Linked DNA regions of Homo sapiens: region 1 is linked to region 2. A link is an interaction called in ENCODE POLR2A ChIA-PET data of the cell type or tissue named here. Cell type or tissue: PC-9. All regions are shown on one strand. Links, peaks and the distances in the headings refer to the core of each region. The heading gives the core; the rest is flanking DNA.

Region 1 (7,836 bases), core at 1,871-6,870, 550 kb before region 2:
CGCCTCCCTTCCTCAATCCCGGGATGGAGCACAATTCTCATAGACAATGGGGCTCAGAAAATGCTTGAATAAGGAAGTGCATTTTGAATTTAAAAAATGAAATTTTAAGACAAATTTTTGTTACACTACCGTATTCACAGGCTGAAATTTTCATTTTTAAGAGACTTCCCCCAACACCATGCATGGCACACATATTCTTATTTTACTTAGATTTAAAAGATGCTTTCAGAGGTTATGCAAACTGTTCAAGATCACAGAGCTACAGACGGGCAGGACCAGAGCCACATCTGTCACCAAGCCCCAGGGCCAGCATCAAATCCTGTTAGCAGCACTTCAGAATAACTTCTACATGCTGAGGGTCAAGAACAGTCCACCAGGAGAGGAGGGGGTAATGGAATGAGCTGATAAATAAATTTAGAAAAGCAGATTCCTCTAAACCCAAAGTGAGCAAACGAGAACATTCAGCATGGTAGAGAAGTCTGCAGGCTGACATGGGGACACTTCCAAGCTGGCCTGCTCCGCGGATGAGGTGTCAGCACAGAAAGCCAACACCTTTTTTTTTTTTAGCTTCATCACCCTCAAATGAATTCATGTTCTCATCTCAAAAGACCCCTAAAGGCACATTCACAGGCCAGCACTTTAGGCTGACCTCCACGAACCCAGCACTGATGTTTACTTTTAAATATAATTTAGAAGCAGTCAACTTTTCTTTTTCATGTTGTTCATCTGGGGCAGGGGTTGGAGGAGGCTGCGATGTTTGCTAATCCACACCAGTTTTTTGGGGTCACCATGCACCAGTGTGCATTCTTTGGCACTAATTGGAATGCAAAGTACATCACAGGCATGTATCCAGGCATGTCTATTCCTATGCACACTTACATATGCCTACGTACCTGAATATAAACCCATGGAGAAATCCATATAGGAATGCATGTGCTTTTGAGGCTCTAGAAAATCCAAAGTAAACAAGGGCCTCTATAAATGTCACACATATTCACATTCAGTACATGCCTTTGTCCCTATTATAAACATTCTCATTCAGAGCTCATAAAAATTCAACAGAAAAGGGAGTCGAGTACAGGAAAGAAAGAAGAAGATTGGTAAAAGCATTGTATCTGTCAATTTTTGAAGGATGACAGCTTTTTCAATAAAAATAAAGCATTGTGTCAAAATAATCTCTCTGTCTCTGTCTTCCTCTTGTCCTCTTCTCACGCTGTGTCTCTCTATCAGTCCCTGGGGCTCTGAAACTATTTCAATAAGAAAGTGCATTCTGAATTAAAAAACTAAATTTTAAGACAAATTTTTGTTACACTAGCATATTCATAGGCTGAAATCTTCATTTTTAAGACTGCCCCCAATACCATGCATGGCACACACATTCTTATTTTGCTTAGATTTAAATGATGCTTCCAGAGGTTATGCAAACTGTTCAAGATCATAGAGCTACAGAGGGTAAGGACCAGTGCCACTGGTACTGCCCTTTTCTTCCTCCCTGTGGCAAACATCATGACCCTTTGAAACCTACCAAATCCAGGAAGTCCGCACAGCACCAACCAAACCCCTGTGTCCCCTCTTGTGAGCCAATGAGGACCACTTCACATGCTACCACTCCTGATCAGTCTCATGCACTGGCACTTGGATGGAGGCAATCCTCCCAGCCCTTCACAAAACCTCCAATCGACAGCAGAGAAGAGGCTGCATGCTTGGAAGCCAGGCCCCTAAAATGCCTACACCCTACTCTCCAGAAGAACTGAACACAAAATAGAAGTTGCAAAATATATAAAGGCATCCTCTTGAAGTAAACTAACATTAACTGCTAATCTTTTTCACTGAAGCCTAAAGTCCCCAAACCCCCTCTGAATACCACTTGTAAAGCTGTTATAGGATAAGGATGCTCTGGAACTACCTAGGGGCGATGGTCTCATGACTCCGTAAATCTACTGAATGCTGGTGCAATGTTCACCTTCAAATAGATGCTTTTATGTTATGTGTTTATATTTTTAAAAAATTATGAAATAGTTTGGAAGCTGAGATGTATCAGAACCACGACTCTTTTTTTTTTTTTTTTTTTTGACAGAGTCTCACTCTGTTGTCAGGCTGCAGTACAGTGGTGCGATCTCGGCTCATGCAACCTCCGCCTCCTGGGTTCAAACAGTATTTAAATCCTGCCTCAGCCTCCCGAGTAGCTGGAACTACAGGCATGCGCCACCATGCCCAGCTAATTCTTGCATTTTTAGTAGAGACAGGGTTTCACCATGTTGGCCAGGATGGTCTCTATCTCTTGACCTCATGATCCGCCTGCCTTGGCCTCCTAAGGTGCTGGGATTACAGGCATGAGCCACTGCGCCTGGCGAGAACCACGACTTTTTAAAGGAAACCTTTTCTCATGTCTTTATTATTCATTTGTTTTGAAAATATCATCAAGATTAAGGATCAGCTAAGAAACAGAATAATTTACATCTTACATTTCATAATTTTATCTATTTTTGCTTATAGGGGAGACTTGAGATTAAACGACTCCCATTGTTACATTTTTACAAATATTTTTGTTTTCAAGAAAAGCATGTCCATTTGAGGCTCCCATGTGGAATTTCTGAGAAGCCTAAGGATACTGTCCTCCAACACATGGCTCCTGGGGCATAATGTGGCCATGTGGCAATACATTCAACAGACGGACGATGGCGAGGGCTGCCACTGACGCTCCCGCTTGAGGGCCCCAAATGGGTGAAGCCTGGTTGGGCCCGTCCTCATAAAGCTGGAGGCATTACATCAGTGCCTACAGCTGCTCTGCCATCTCCTGCTCCTGTCCCCAGTCCTTCATGCTAATCACAACCTCTTTTAAATGACAACACATCCCTAGGAGAATTAAACAGTATTTAAATTCATATTTAAATATGCATAATGTGAGCAGATATTGAAATACCCATCATTTTCCTGGAGTAGGTGCTGGCATTTAAAACATGAGCACACTGGGCACAAGCACATCTCTGGGAAAAGCAGGATTCCCAGGGCTCAGCCACCCAGGGCCAGATGCCCAGGGGCCTTCTCCGTCCCCCGACTCATGCTCTGAACCCAGACTTACAGTTGTCACTGGTCTCCCCAGCTCAGGGAACCGCCCTTCATATGGATGCTCTGTTCTCCTAACAGCATCAGTGTCCACTATTTGCTGAGTGTTGATCAGGTCTGGGCCAGGAGCCAGAGCTACATGTTCTGGTCCAATCTTCTCAAGAACCATGTGCAGTAGGAATGACTACTGTTGTACAGGACATGAAACTAGGGCTCAGAGAGGTCCCTAGAACTGCCTGAGCTCACCCAGATAGGAAGTCTCAGAGCCACTATATGTGTGCATCCAGCATTTGACCAGAGAGAGAAGAAATGTCAGGAGAGGACCCACCAGACACCACTCTGCCGTGTCCTTTTAGGCCTCCCTATCTGCTGAGAGATGCTTCGGACAGCAGTTTCCAACAGCTGAGTGTTGTTATCACAGAGCTTACTTGAGCCTGGCAATGGGACTAGAATCCAAATGCTGAATGCGGAAAATCTTTCCAAATATTTGAATGTCAAAATGCAGAAAGATCTCTTTGGTCACTTCAGCCTCTATTCTTCATGACTAGTTAGCTAACACCAAGCAGAGTTAAAAAAAAAAAAAAAAAAGGCAGTGAATTTCTACTGTTTGGTGTGTCAGGGAAGCTTGGGGCCGATGGAGGGGTTGATTCATAACGTTTGCTAAATCCTGTGGTGTAAACAATCCCGCCCTGGCAGATCCCAAGCTGCCAATGTGCTGTCAGCTGGCTCACAAAATTCCTCACACTTCAGCAATCAGCTCTCGGTACCAGCAGGTTCTGGCAAGCCCCAGCTTTGGGCATTCATCCCCCTTGGCTTCTGTTAGTCACATTATTTGGAAAAGACTCCTTTAATTCACCCATCTATTAATAAATCTAGAGATGTTTTGGTTTGCTTTTTGTGTATTCTGTTTATTGTTTATTGAAGAATCGCTTGTTTGTGAGAAGGGTGGGTGAAGGATGCCTGTGGCAGAAGCTGGCCCCAGCTGGCTCCCAGGCCACTTGGCACGGAAGCCTTATGGCTAAACTAAGTGCCCATAATACCCTGTTTTCCATGATGTGATTATTACACATTGCATGCCTGTATCAAAACATCTCATGTACTCCATACACACCTATACTATGTACCCATAAAAATAAAAAATAGAAAATAAAAAATTATAAACTAAGTGCCCAAAGGACCTGGAGAGAAACACAGAGAAGCGTGCGGGCTGCATTTGGTCACCCTATTGCGTTAGCCTGGATACAGATGGGTCTATCTTGTGACAGACTCTCCTTGACCAAACCTTAGCCAGGCTCCTCCAAGCCCTCTTCTCCACTAGGCCTCAACATTGGCCTTCCACGTCCAACCGTGGCAAGCTCAGTTCCAGCAAGAATCCTGCTTTTCATCCCCCACACTTGATATCTAATCCCCCTTGACACGTCATCAAGCTCCTCATCCCTCGCCATTTGTGTCTAAGTCCCTGGCCTGTCTGTAGCAGAAACCGTGTTAGGCCAGTTTAGCAAGAACCCCCCTACCCTTGATGTCCCTTCTTAATGACTTTCCATCCACCAGATCCTTTTGCTCTATTCCTCGGTCATAAATCTCCAGCTGTCTTTGCTGCATTTGGGGCTGAGCCCAGCACTTTCTCCTGTTGCAATAATCCTGAATAAAATCTGTCCTTACAGCCTTTAACTAACTGGGCTATTTCTCTTGGACACCTATCCTGGTGGTTGTCTGGAAAAGAACTTAACACATGGGGCTTATGCTGACTAAGGAGGTATCAAGTTATGTTTTAGTAATGCGATCTGCAGAGGAATTTTATGGAGATAGTGTTATACTAACTGCATACTAATTAACAAGAAGCCAGAACCTAATTTAAACAATAATGACAAAAGCAATACAATTAGAAAGAGCAGTCAGGCTCCAATTCCACTGTGTTAAGGTCAGCTGATTGCACCACCTGAATCCTACACAAATGTTCTGATTTCCTCCTATCTCTTCTGAAACCATTTGGTCTGTTCCAGCCCACTGTCCATCCCACCGTGTTCTTCATGCAGCAGCCACAGTGATGTGTGAAAATGCAAATCTGAGCAGTCACCTCCCCATCCTGAGGTTCAGTAATGACCTCACATTGCATGTGGATGCCACACCACCACCTTCTGGGAACTACAGAGAACGGCTCCTGGCCTGGCTCCACCTTCCCGACCTCTTACTCCACCACTCTTCTGCCAATCTCCTGTTGCCTTTTTGGCTACTCCATTCCCCTTCTACTCTTGCCCCTCCCAACCATTAGCAGACATGAATCTCTTCTCTGTGTCTACAATTTTGCCATGTAAAAAGTGTGACATATATGGAATCATACACTATACAGACTTCAGGTTTTGACTTTTCTCACTCAACCTAATGTTCTAGAGACCCATCCGGGTTGTTGTGTGTATGAATAATTCACTTATTTTTATTGCTGAGAAGTGTTCCATGGTATTGAGGTACTACAATTTGTTTAACCACTGGCCTGTTGAAGGACATCTACAGTTTGGGGCTATTAAAGTAAAAAGAGTTCCTGTACAGGTTTTATGTGAACATAAGTCTATTTCTTTGGGATAAATGCCCAGGAATGCAATCACTGAGTCACATGGCAGATGTAGGTTTTTCATTTTTAAGAAATTGCCAAAATTGTTTTCCACAGCAGCTGTACCATTTTAACAATCCCTCCAGCAACGTATAAGGGGTCTAGTTTTTCCACATGCTCACCAGTATTGGATGTTGTCACTATTTTTTATTTTAGCCATTCTGATAGGTGTGATTTAAATTTATATTTTGCTAATGGCTAATGATGTTGAGCATCTTTTCACGTGCTCATAAGCCACCTCTACGTCCTCTTCAGTGACATGTCTCTTTTTTTCTTTGAACCATTTTCTAATTTTTTTTCCTACTGAATAAAAATCCATTTATTTAATTTAGTCAGTGGCTTTTCTTTTTAATTTCAACTTTTATTTTAAATTCAGGGGATACTGAATTTGCTTAGGACAATGGCCTACAGCTGCATCCATGTTGTTGCAAAGGACATGATTTGGTTCTTTTTTTACGTCTGCGGAGTACTTCGATGGTGTATATGTCCCACATTTTCTTTATCCAATTCACTGTTGATGGGCACCTAGGTTGAGTCCAGGTCTTTGCTATTGTGAATTGTGCTGTGATAAACATACAAGTGCATGCGTCTTTTTGGTAGAATGATTTTTTTTCTTTTGGGTGTATATCCGGTAATGGGACTGCTGGGTCAAATGGCAGTTCTGTTTTCAGTTCTTTGAGAAATCTTTAAACTACTTTCCACAGTGGCTTAACTAATTCACATTCCCTCCAACAGTGTATACATGTTCTTTTTCTCTGCAGCTTTGCCAGCATCTGTTGTTTTTCGACTTTTTAATAATAGTTTGGCTCATTTTCTAAGTGAATTGTTTGTTCTTTACTGCTGAGTATTGAGAGATTATATACATTCTAGATGATATTCCTTTTTTTGGACATGTGGTTTGCAAACCTTTTCTCCTACTCTGCAGTTTGTCTTTTTTATCCTCTTCACAGGTTCTTTCCATAGCAAAAATGTTTAATTTTTATAAAGTCTAATTTGTCAACTTTTCCTTTTATGGTTCATGCTTTTGTCCTAACCTCATAACTCTTTGCCTAGTGATCCCAAAGATTTTCTCCCATTTTAAAAAATACTATGTTTTACATTTTACATTTAAGTCCATCATCCATTTTAAGTTAATTTTTGTATAAAGTGTGAGCCTTTGGTGGCTGTTCATTGTTTTGCCTGTGGGTGCCCAGGTGCCCCCGCATCATTTGTTGAAAGGCTGACCTTCCCCGACTTGCTTCTGTACCTTTGTCAAAAAAATCAGCTGGGCATATCTGTGTAGGCCTGTTTCTGGGTTCTCTACTCTGTTTCATGAACCTAAGTGTCTGTTCCTCCATCCACACCACAGTCTTGATGACTGTAGCTATACAATAAGTCTTGAAATTAGGTAACCTCATTCCTTCCACTTAATTCTTTCTCAAAGTTGTTTTGGCTATTCTGGTTCCTTAGCCTTTCCACATAAATTTTAGAATTATGTTGTCTATATCTACAAAAAAATCTTGCTGAGATTTTGATAGGAATTGTGGTAAAACTGTCTGTCAATCTGGAAAGAAGTGACAGCTCTACTAGGTTGAGTTTTCCATCCATGAAAACAGTATGTCTCCCCACTTATTGAAATATTCTGTGGTTTCCTTCATCAGCATTGTGCAGTTTTCAGCACAGAAGTCTTGTGCATGGTTTGCTAGGTTTACATCTAACCATTTAATTTTTTTGAGCTATTATAAGTGGCATATATATATATATATATATATATGTATACATATGCGATCATATGCCACCTCTATGTCCTTTTCATAAATATATGTATACATATGTGTATATGTGTGTATATATATACATACGAATATATGTGTGTGTGCATATACATATATATATATATATATATATATTTTTTTTTTTTTTTTTTTTTTTTTTTGAGACGGAGTCTAGCTCGTCGCCAGGCTGGAATGCAGTGGTGCAATCACAGCTCACTGTAACCTCCACCTCCTGGGTTCAAGTGATTCTCCTGCCTCAGCCTCCTGAATAGCCGGGATTACAGGCACGCACTGCCACGCCCAACTAATTTTTGTATTTTGAGTACAGACAGAGTTTCACCATGTTGGCCAGGATGGTCTCGATCTCTTGACCTCGTGATCTGCCCACCCCTGCCTCCCAAAGTGCTG
Region 2 (7,836 bases), core at 1,479-6,478:
CGCCATTCTCCTGCCTCGGCCTCTCGAATAGCTGGGATTACAGGCACCCGCCACCATGCCCGGCAAATTTTTTGTATTTTTTAGTAGAGATGGGGTTTCACCGTGTTAGCCAGGATGGTCTCGATCTCCTGACCTCGTGATCTGCCTGCCTCGGCCTCCCAAAGTGCTGGGATTACAAGCGTGAGCCACTGTGCCCAGCCCTATATATATGTAATTTTTTAAAAAGGCAACTGCTTAGCCTTTACGCTGATGTAGACCTGCACCCCATTCCTTAGGAAGAGTAAACTCACAGAGACGCAGCAGGACTCCTCATCCTCTGATAAATGCAACTGACAATGTAACATACCCACAGACACTTGCAGGACGTACGTCTCTCCACTGCTCAGAGAGTATGGCTTGATTGTCACTGTCTGTTCTGTAATACCTGCAGAAAAGACATGGCTGCATGGAAATGACAGTCAGTGGTCTCAAGGACAGAGGTCACACAGAGTCCTTGGAAATGAGTTCCACTCTTCCCCCAGGGGTGAAATTAACATAGATACTAGTGAAACATGCCACTCCTGCTTGGAAAGGTTGCTGGTTACTGCCTTCTATAAACAGCCTGTCCTGCCCAACAGAAGCATTACTGAGGATGGTCCATCCATCCCTGGCTCAGAAATGACACTAATGTCCCAAGCAACAAGAGAATTCTGTTAGGATCTTATTTTATATGTTTATAATTATGTTCATGTTTAATTTGGCAATTTTATAAATCATACTATAAAGTATGATTAAGGAATTTTGAAGCTATTTTTAAGTCTGCAGAATACTGGTTATGGACAATTTTTAACCTGGGTGTAACTGCTGACCGTGGTGACTGGATTACTTCCTTAGCAGAGAGAGGCTGACCTCTCACTACTTACCCTGAAAAAAGGAGAGATCGGAAATACAAGATTGATGATCTAAACATGGACAGTTTCTAAAATTACAATCTTACAATAGTACTTCTCAAAATGCTTCAAGGAAAGGGTGAAGGGAAAATTATCTAAAAATAGTGTGAAATCCAGATCCTCCCCAAGAGGTCTGTAAGGATGGCACAATCACATGTATTAACACGAAAGGGGGAAATACAACAAATTGAGCAAAAGCACCATGTCTGGGCTGGGAAATTCCATTAGAAATTCAATCGCTCTTCAGGAGCAGCTTCATTTTGACCAATTCATGTAAATCCCTGACCACCCTACAAAAGGCTGTCACAGAAAAGGTGCGCACCAAGGTGTCTGGGAGCACAGAACGTGCAGCACTTGGCAGCACCCCTCTTCCGCTTTGGTCTACACACATGGATCTCCTGGTAGCAACAGACGCTAACTTTACTTTTGTTAGAAGAGTCTCAGGCCATAGTCCATAGAAGAACAAGCACAAGTAGAAAAGGTACCACAATTCTAAATACTTATCTAGTAAAACGAAAAGTTCAGAAGAAATTGAGGGCTGATATCTAAAAGCTTCAGAAACACTGCAAATTGGAGGGTACAAAGAGGACATTCATACCTGAGGATGAATAGCCTTGGAAAACTGCTCGACCCAGCAGGGCCTTGGGCCAGTCAATCATGAGGACAGGCTCGGCTCTGCCTGCAGACAGGGAGGGGTCCACCAGGTTATCCCCATCTCCAGGGCTCTCCTCGGCACTCAAGCTAGGTCCTGATCCTGGAAAGCTGGTGTCCTTAGCTAGGAAGATAAACCAAGCCAATAGATGTTAAAGAAAAAAAGTCATGATGATCTTAAAGCATTAGTGATTCAATGCTGATATTAATAACTATTTGTACTATTGCTGGATACCGCCTATCTAATATAATGTCTTCAGCAGCCAAACATATTCAAGACATGTACTTTGTTAACATGTAATTAGCGGTCCAAAGGCATCTTCCCTCCCTCCCTCCCTCCCTCCCTTCCTATCTTCCTTCCTTCCTTCTGCAAGATTTATTAAGGTCTACTAAGTCCAGGTACTACTCTAGAAATAGGAGACACAGCGTGAACCAGATCAATGGTGTCCTTGCTATCTGGAGTTAATAGTGAGGCAGTCCAAAAAATAAATGAGAAAACACATAAATAAATAATATAAACTCAGGTAATGAAGGAAAGAAAAGCGGGGTATGCAGAGGAAGAGAGAGTGGTGTGGAAAGGAAGTCCTTCTGAGATGGAGGTCAGGGAGGTCCTCTCTGAAGACTAAGACTAGAAGGAGCCCTTCAAGCATCTGAAGGAAGGAGTTTCCAGGTTGAGTAAAACCAAAATGCTGTGGGAATGATCTGCCCTAGTGGTTGGAGGGTGGGAGGGAGGGAGGGAGGGCAGGAGGAGGAAAAATGTGGCTGGAGGCATTGCCAGGGTCACATCATGCTGGGTGCACAGCCACGGGCTTTTGTCCTGAGTGCCCTAGGAAGCCACTGGAGGGACCTGTCAGGAGAGTAACAACAGCCTGGTTTGTGGTGAAGAGTCCTCTGCCTGTCATGTGATGAGATGACTGCAGGCAGCAAGAAGAGAAGCAGCGAGGGCAAAGGAAGGGCTCCTGCATGGTCTAGGCAAGAAGGAGTCGCTGCACTTCACTTAGGCTAAGGAGGCTCCTTTAAGACTTGAAACCAAGGTCACTGAAGCAAGATATAGTAATAAAACACAAATGTTGTAAGGAGGAATAATTTTATAAATGCAATACAAAGGCAGATCTTTCTTCATTCAGTTGTATTGATTAAGCACCTACTGTGAGTACGAATGTGAGCCTCTACAACAGATCTGCGTGTGTACTGTAAAGACTTTTAAATGTTCTGTATGATGATGTTTTGATATACTGAAGAACAAAATGAAACAAAAGCGTTCTGGCTAAGGAGACAGTGCTTCTCTTGGGGCTGGGGCTAGCCAACTCTTAGAGATTACAAAAGGCCCAGCCTGCAATGTGTCTTTGATTTGCAAACTGACCAATCCAGAACCACCCCCAACAAATCATCCTGGGCAACTAGAGACCACCCTTAGGCCTAGGATCTGCTGAAATTAAACTAACTGATTCTAAACTATTCATCCAGCCCTGCCTTAGCCTTGCCTTTCTTTGCCGTGGAAAACCCAAAAAAAACCTTGGCTTAAGGGCTCCCCTTGCTCCTGTCTGCTGTCTCCTGACCTCCCTGCAGCTTCCCCATGTGGCCTTGTGTGGCCTGCCATGCCTCTTGTCTCTAGGACCTGGGAGTATTTTCTTTGTTTTTCTCTCCTCTGTGGCTGCACCTGACTGACCATCTCATCCAAGAAGAGCACGACACACAGGAAGGAACATGGGAAGGGCTGGAGAAGCCGTGCAGTTGGAAGCAGCTGAGGAGGACTGTTGAAGGAAACACTGCCTCAAATCAGAGGAATAAATCATTCATTCATCATCCATTATTCCCTCGATAGATAAATCATTCACTCATCAGCCATTTATCGATTCATTCATCAAATAAGTCATTTACCTACTCATTTGACAGATAAATCATTCACTAGACATCCATCTCTTCACTAGACAGATAAATCAGTCACTCGCTGATCAAACATCTGTTCATTCGATAGATGAATAAGTCATTCGCTGATCATCAATTCATTCTACAATGTGTTTACTGAGTGCCAATGTGCCAGGGACCGTGATCCATCTGGGAACATAGCATAAGCTGGCCATGGAAGCTTTCCTGGAAGAGCTCAGAGCAGAAGACACAGACACAGAAAGAGCCACTAAGTGCCAGGTGCCACCTGCTTCCCAGAGGAGGGAATAAATACTGAGCTGGTGTGTGTGTGTGTGTTTTGGGGGTTGGGGGGAAGGCGGGGGGAGTGGTGGTCCTTACAAGACAAGCCTGAGGAAGACTTCCCAGAGAGAAATGGAGCCAGACCTGAAGGAGGAGGCTCGCTGAGCAGATAACTTAGGAAGGACGTGGAGGAAGGCATTTTTGGCAGACGACACTCCATGACCAAGGCATGGAAGAGCTGGGATGCTCATCCTTGGGCCTGGGGCTACTGTTGGGATTTTGGAGCATAGGGTGAGAGAAGGGCAGAAAGAGGGGAGCTAGAAATAAAGGTTTGGTTCAGACCGTGCCATGTAAGAGTTCAACTTTTCCCTGTGATTCTGTGGAGCTCTCAGTGGCTGTGTAAGGGAACAGGTGGGAAATCCAGATTGCAGAAAGGCTGTGGAGGAGAGCTGAGTGGAGAGAGGCAGCAGGCATAGAAGCACAGTCACCTGGCTGTCTTCCTCCCGATGGTATTGCTTCTTGAATGTCACTGTAATAGGCTTCAAAATCTATAAGAAAGGACAAAATCATAATGTTTCCTTTAAAATCACAGAATCCCCTGAAATTAACAGCAGCTCCCCTGATGGGTCACATTGTCCTTGGTGTATTTCTAGACTCCATACATTGCTCTGTGGATTACAAAATACCCTCAGTGGTGGTGTCTTCCCTCACTCATGACAGCTGGGCAAGGCAGGTTTCATTGCCCCGGGGCCCCAGGAGGAGGAGAGGGAGCTCCAATAGGTGTGTGGTTTCTAAGAATAACCCAGCAAGTAAGTTGAGACCAAGGCTCACATATGGGTCTCTGCCACCACACCCAGCATCCTATCCTCTCTTCAAGCGAGTCTTTTACTGTTCTTTTAGAGAAAATGTCTCACTCTTTTCTTTTAGAAGGAGAGAAATGGACACAAGAATGCCCTGCTGCAAATGTCGCCTCCTGTCCCCTCAGCCCTCCTTTCCCAGAGGCAGAGGAGCTCACAGCGGTCCCTCCAGCCAGCCAGCCAAGTCTGGGAGGCCTGGAGCACAGCTGAATTGACAAGAGCATGCAGAGCATGAGACCACCATAGCCCAAGAGTAAGCAGCAAAATCAGTAAGCAGCTGAGGACAGTGACAGAGAGACAGATGCCAGGTCAGAGCTTTTCTCATTATTACCTTTTCTCTCCATTTTTTAAGTACCAGAATGGTTTCCATCCCCCTGAAACCCAATGATAAAGTGAAGCAATTGATCCCAGGGCAGGGGAGAAGGATTAGGAAGCCGGTGTGGAGTAAACAACTACTGTAGCACAGACACTGCACACACGGGACCTCACTGCAGCCTCAGAACCTGCCATGGGTTTGTCATTTTCCCAGTTCAGAGATGAGGAATCCGAAACTCGATGACTATTGCACAACCAGCAAGTGGTGGGTGTGAACCTGGCGCTTTCTGATTTAAAGGCCCATGTTGATGTGATCTCACACCTTACCCACCAGATTCACTGCTTCCAAAGGTAACTTTGGTGCCTAGACAAGAGGGATGACATGCAGGAACAGTGGCACTTACCAGAGAGGTGAGGGTCAGGGCTGTGGGTGGGCTGACTTCTCTCAGAGCGGCCAGTCATCAGGGATCCCTTGCTCTGTGGCCCTGGCTCTAGGTCTAGTGAACCTTCCTCTGGAGCCTCCCCCAGGACTGCAGAGTCCCCCGCAGGAGGAATCCAGTAGACTCCAGTCATGGGCTCTGTGGGGGTTCCCCTTGGAGCTGAAGTGGCAGGTTGGCCAAGGGTCACGGGTGAAGGTTCCCGTGAGAATGGTGTGGTCGTTGCATCAGGATCTGCAGTGCCAGGCTCAGTGGGCAGCAGGTTTAACTGTGATGACTCTGAAATGGCACCGAGTCCCAGCGAGCCAAGCAGCCCCACTACTCTGCAGAAGGGAACTTAAGCAAACGTTTGGCAGTGTTAGAATTTTGCAGCAAAAATATAAAATATTTGCTTAAAAAGTCTACAGACTATGTAAGGATGCTATATTATAAACAAATCTGTTGTGAATTTGAAAACCTACACTTAAGAGATACAGGGCAGAGAGTGTGGTGTTGGCGTGTTCTGTGTTGGCATGTTGGCCAACAGCAAGAAGCACATGTATGGAAGTAGAAGGCAGGATTCACAGCGATTGCACCTGACGTTTGCTCTTCCAAGTCGGGGGGGAGGGATCTGCTGAATCCTATGCACTCCCAGGCATGACTTATTCATGGGTATTCTAGAAAAAACTTGGGATGTATGGGGTTTCTCTTAATCCTCACTCCCCTACCCGCCAGTAAGTGATATGGTTTGGATGTTTTGCCCCTCTAAGTCTCATGTTGAAATATAATCCCCAGTGTTGGAGGGGGAGCCTGGTGGGAGGTGTTTAGATCATGGGGGTGGATCCCTCACCAATGACTTAGTGCCCTCCTCGCTGTAATGAGTGAGTTCTTGCTCTGAGTTCGTGGGAAGTCTGGTTATTTAAAGGAGCGTGGCAACTGCCCTGCCGCCTCACTCCTTCTCTCACCATGTAATATGTCAGCTCCCTTTTGCCCTCCACCATGAGTAAAAGTTTCCTGAGGCCTCATCAGAGCAGATGCTAGCACCATGCTTCCTGTACAGTCTGCAGAACCATAAGCCAAAATAAACCACTTTTCTTTATAAATTACCCAGCCTCAGGTATTCCTTTATAGCAGTGCAAGAAGGGAATAATACAGCAAGTATCTAGTATAACAGTTTTCAAAACTGCTGTTAGAATTTATGATAAAGGATGAATAGCAAAGAAAAAAATACCATGAGCATATAAATGGCCTCTCAATAAAGCAAGCTTTTACTTGCAACCATGGGAGAGCCCAATTCTTTGAGACATATCTAGGGGCCATGATTTACTTTGCTGAAAGTCTAACCACTGTATGTGTTTCCACTGCAAGTTCCTCTAATCTATTCAGCATGGGCTCTGATTCAGAAAAGTTAAATTTACCTAAAAGAATTTGGAATGCCTCTCTTGCCAAGAAGGGCACAATCACCCTCTATGTCTTCATGTATCTGTGGCCGCTGAGGCCAGCTGTACCCAAAGCTCTACTTGTGGAAGCTTTGAATGGCCTCATGGAGGGGATCTTCAAGAAATGTGAAGGTCAGCGGGGGCTTGGCACCAGCTCTGTTGTAGGAGCTGGCTCTCCAGCTCAGAAATAAAGCTCCTCTGTTTGCCATTCAGAGCCACCTCTCTGATCACAAATAGTGCCACGTGAGAAATCAGTCTCGCTCCTGGTTCAAACCTTCGTGTCCTGCAGCACCCAGTGTCCTGACACCAGTGCCCAGCACGCTGCAACACATTTTACTTAGCCCTGATACCACTCTGTGAAATAGTAGGATCCTCATCTTTCACCAAAGAAAATTAAATCTTAGAATTGCTTAAAGCCACCAGCTGGTAGTGTGGGAGCAAGGATTGGAACCTTCCGCCCTGGTTCCTCTGCTCATTCCTCACTGTGCAGCTGGCCCAAAAGACAGGCGAGGTGGTGACGGACACAGCCCTCTGGGCAGTGTGTCACATCGCAGGTCCTTCTGAACTGTGGCTTTAGCTCAATAAAACTGCCTACACAGGTGTTGGGCGCAGCCTTCCATATCACACTGAGGTCAGAAGCAGCCCTTGAGTGTGTCACCTCTTCTGCTGGTGCCTCACAAGTGTTCACACGGACTGTAGAGGCAAGAGGGGCTGGGGAAGCACGACGGACCGTTCACCAGGCAGATCAGACACACTGGGTCATACCAAATGTATTTTGCAACATTTTAGCAATCTCACAATAACCCTGAGTTTTTCCCTCAGAAAACAAAATAAAGCTATTAATCCTTTTTACCTTCTATCCTATTCTTTTCTGTTGCATTGACTAAAAAGAGATCCCAGGAATAAGACAGATTCGGTATTTCACTGCAGTCCTCACACATAGCTTGAAGAGAGAGTTCGTCATTCCAGTTGACGAAGGTGTCTTTAAAGCTGACCCAGGAGATGTGGACGAATCTGAAATATATAAATTGGCTTGAGATCTTAGGAAAATAATGTGAGGGTTCTTTGGTCACATTAATTC

What was found. Peaks named below come from ENCODE experiments on the same cell type or tissue, not always from the same donor. Only the 100,000 strongest peaks of a DNase experiment are listed, where the experiment ranks them.
Region 1: POLR2A ChIA-PET joins it to region 2 with 24 read pairs; 2 of 35 experiments call an interaction of 5 or more read pairs at or near these places.

The regions. Positions count from the first base shown.
Region 1 is chr7:47,332,554-47,340,389 of GRCh38, forward strand. The region is part of intron 20 of TNS3 (tensin 3); the gene reads right to left. Among named protein-coding and RNA genes, the nearest start is that of SNORD151, 130 kb to the right of the region's middle. In PC-9, for the core only: no CTCF peak of the experiment used is centred there; no DNase peak of the experiment used is centred there.
Region 2 is chr7:47,880,382-47,888,217 of GRCh38, forward strand. PKD1L1 (polycystin 1 like 1, transient receptor potential channel interacting) reads right to left here. Exons shown (of 57, transcript NM_138295.5): 17 at 7,609-7,769; 18 at 5,305-5,673; 19 at 4,217-4,276; 20 at 1,528-1,704; 21 at 347-424. Among named protein-coding and RNA genes, the nearest start is that of PKD1L1, 64 kb to the right of the region's middle. In PC-9, for the core only: no CTCF peak of the experiment used is centred there; a DNase peak (open chromatin) is centred at 4,460; H3K27me3 peaks cover 641 bases.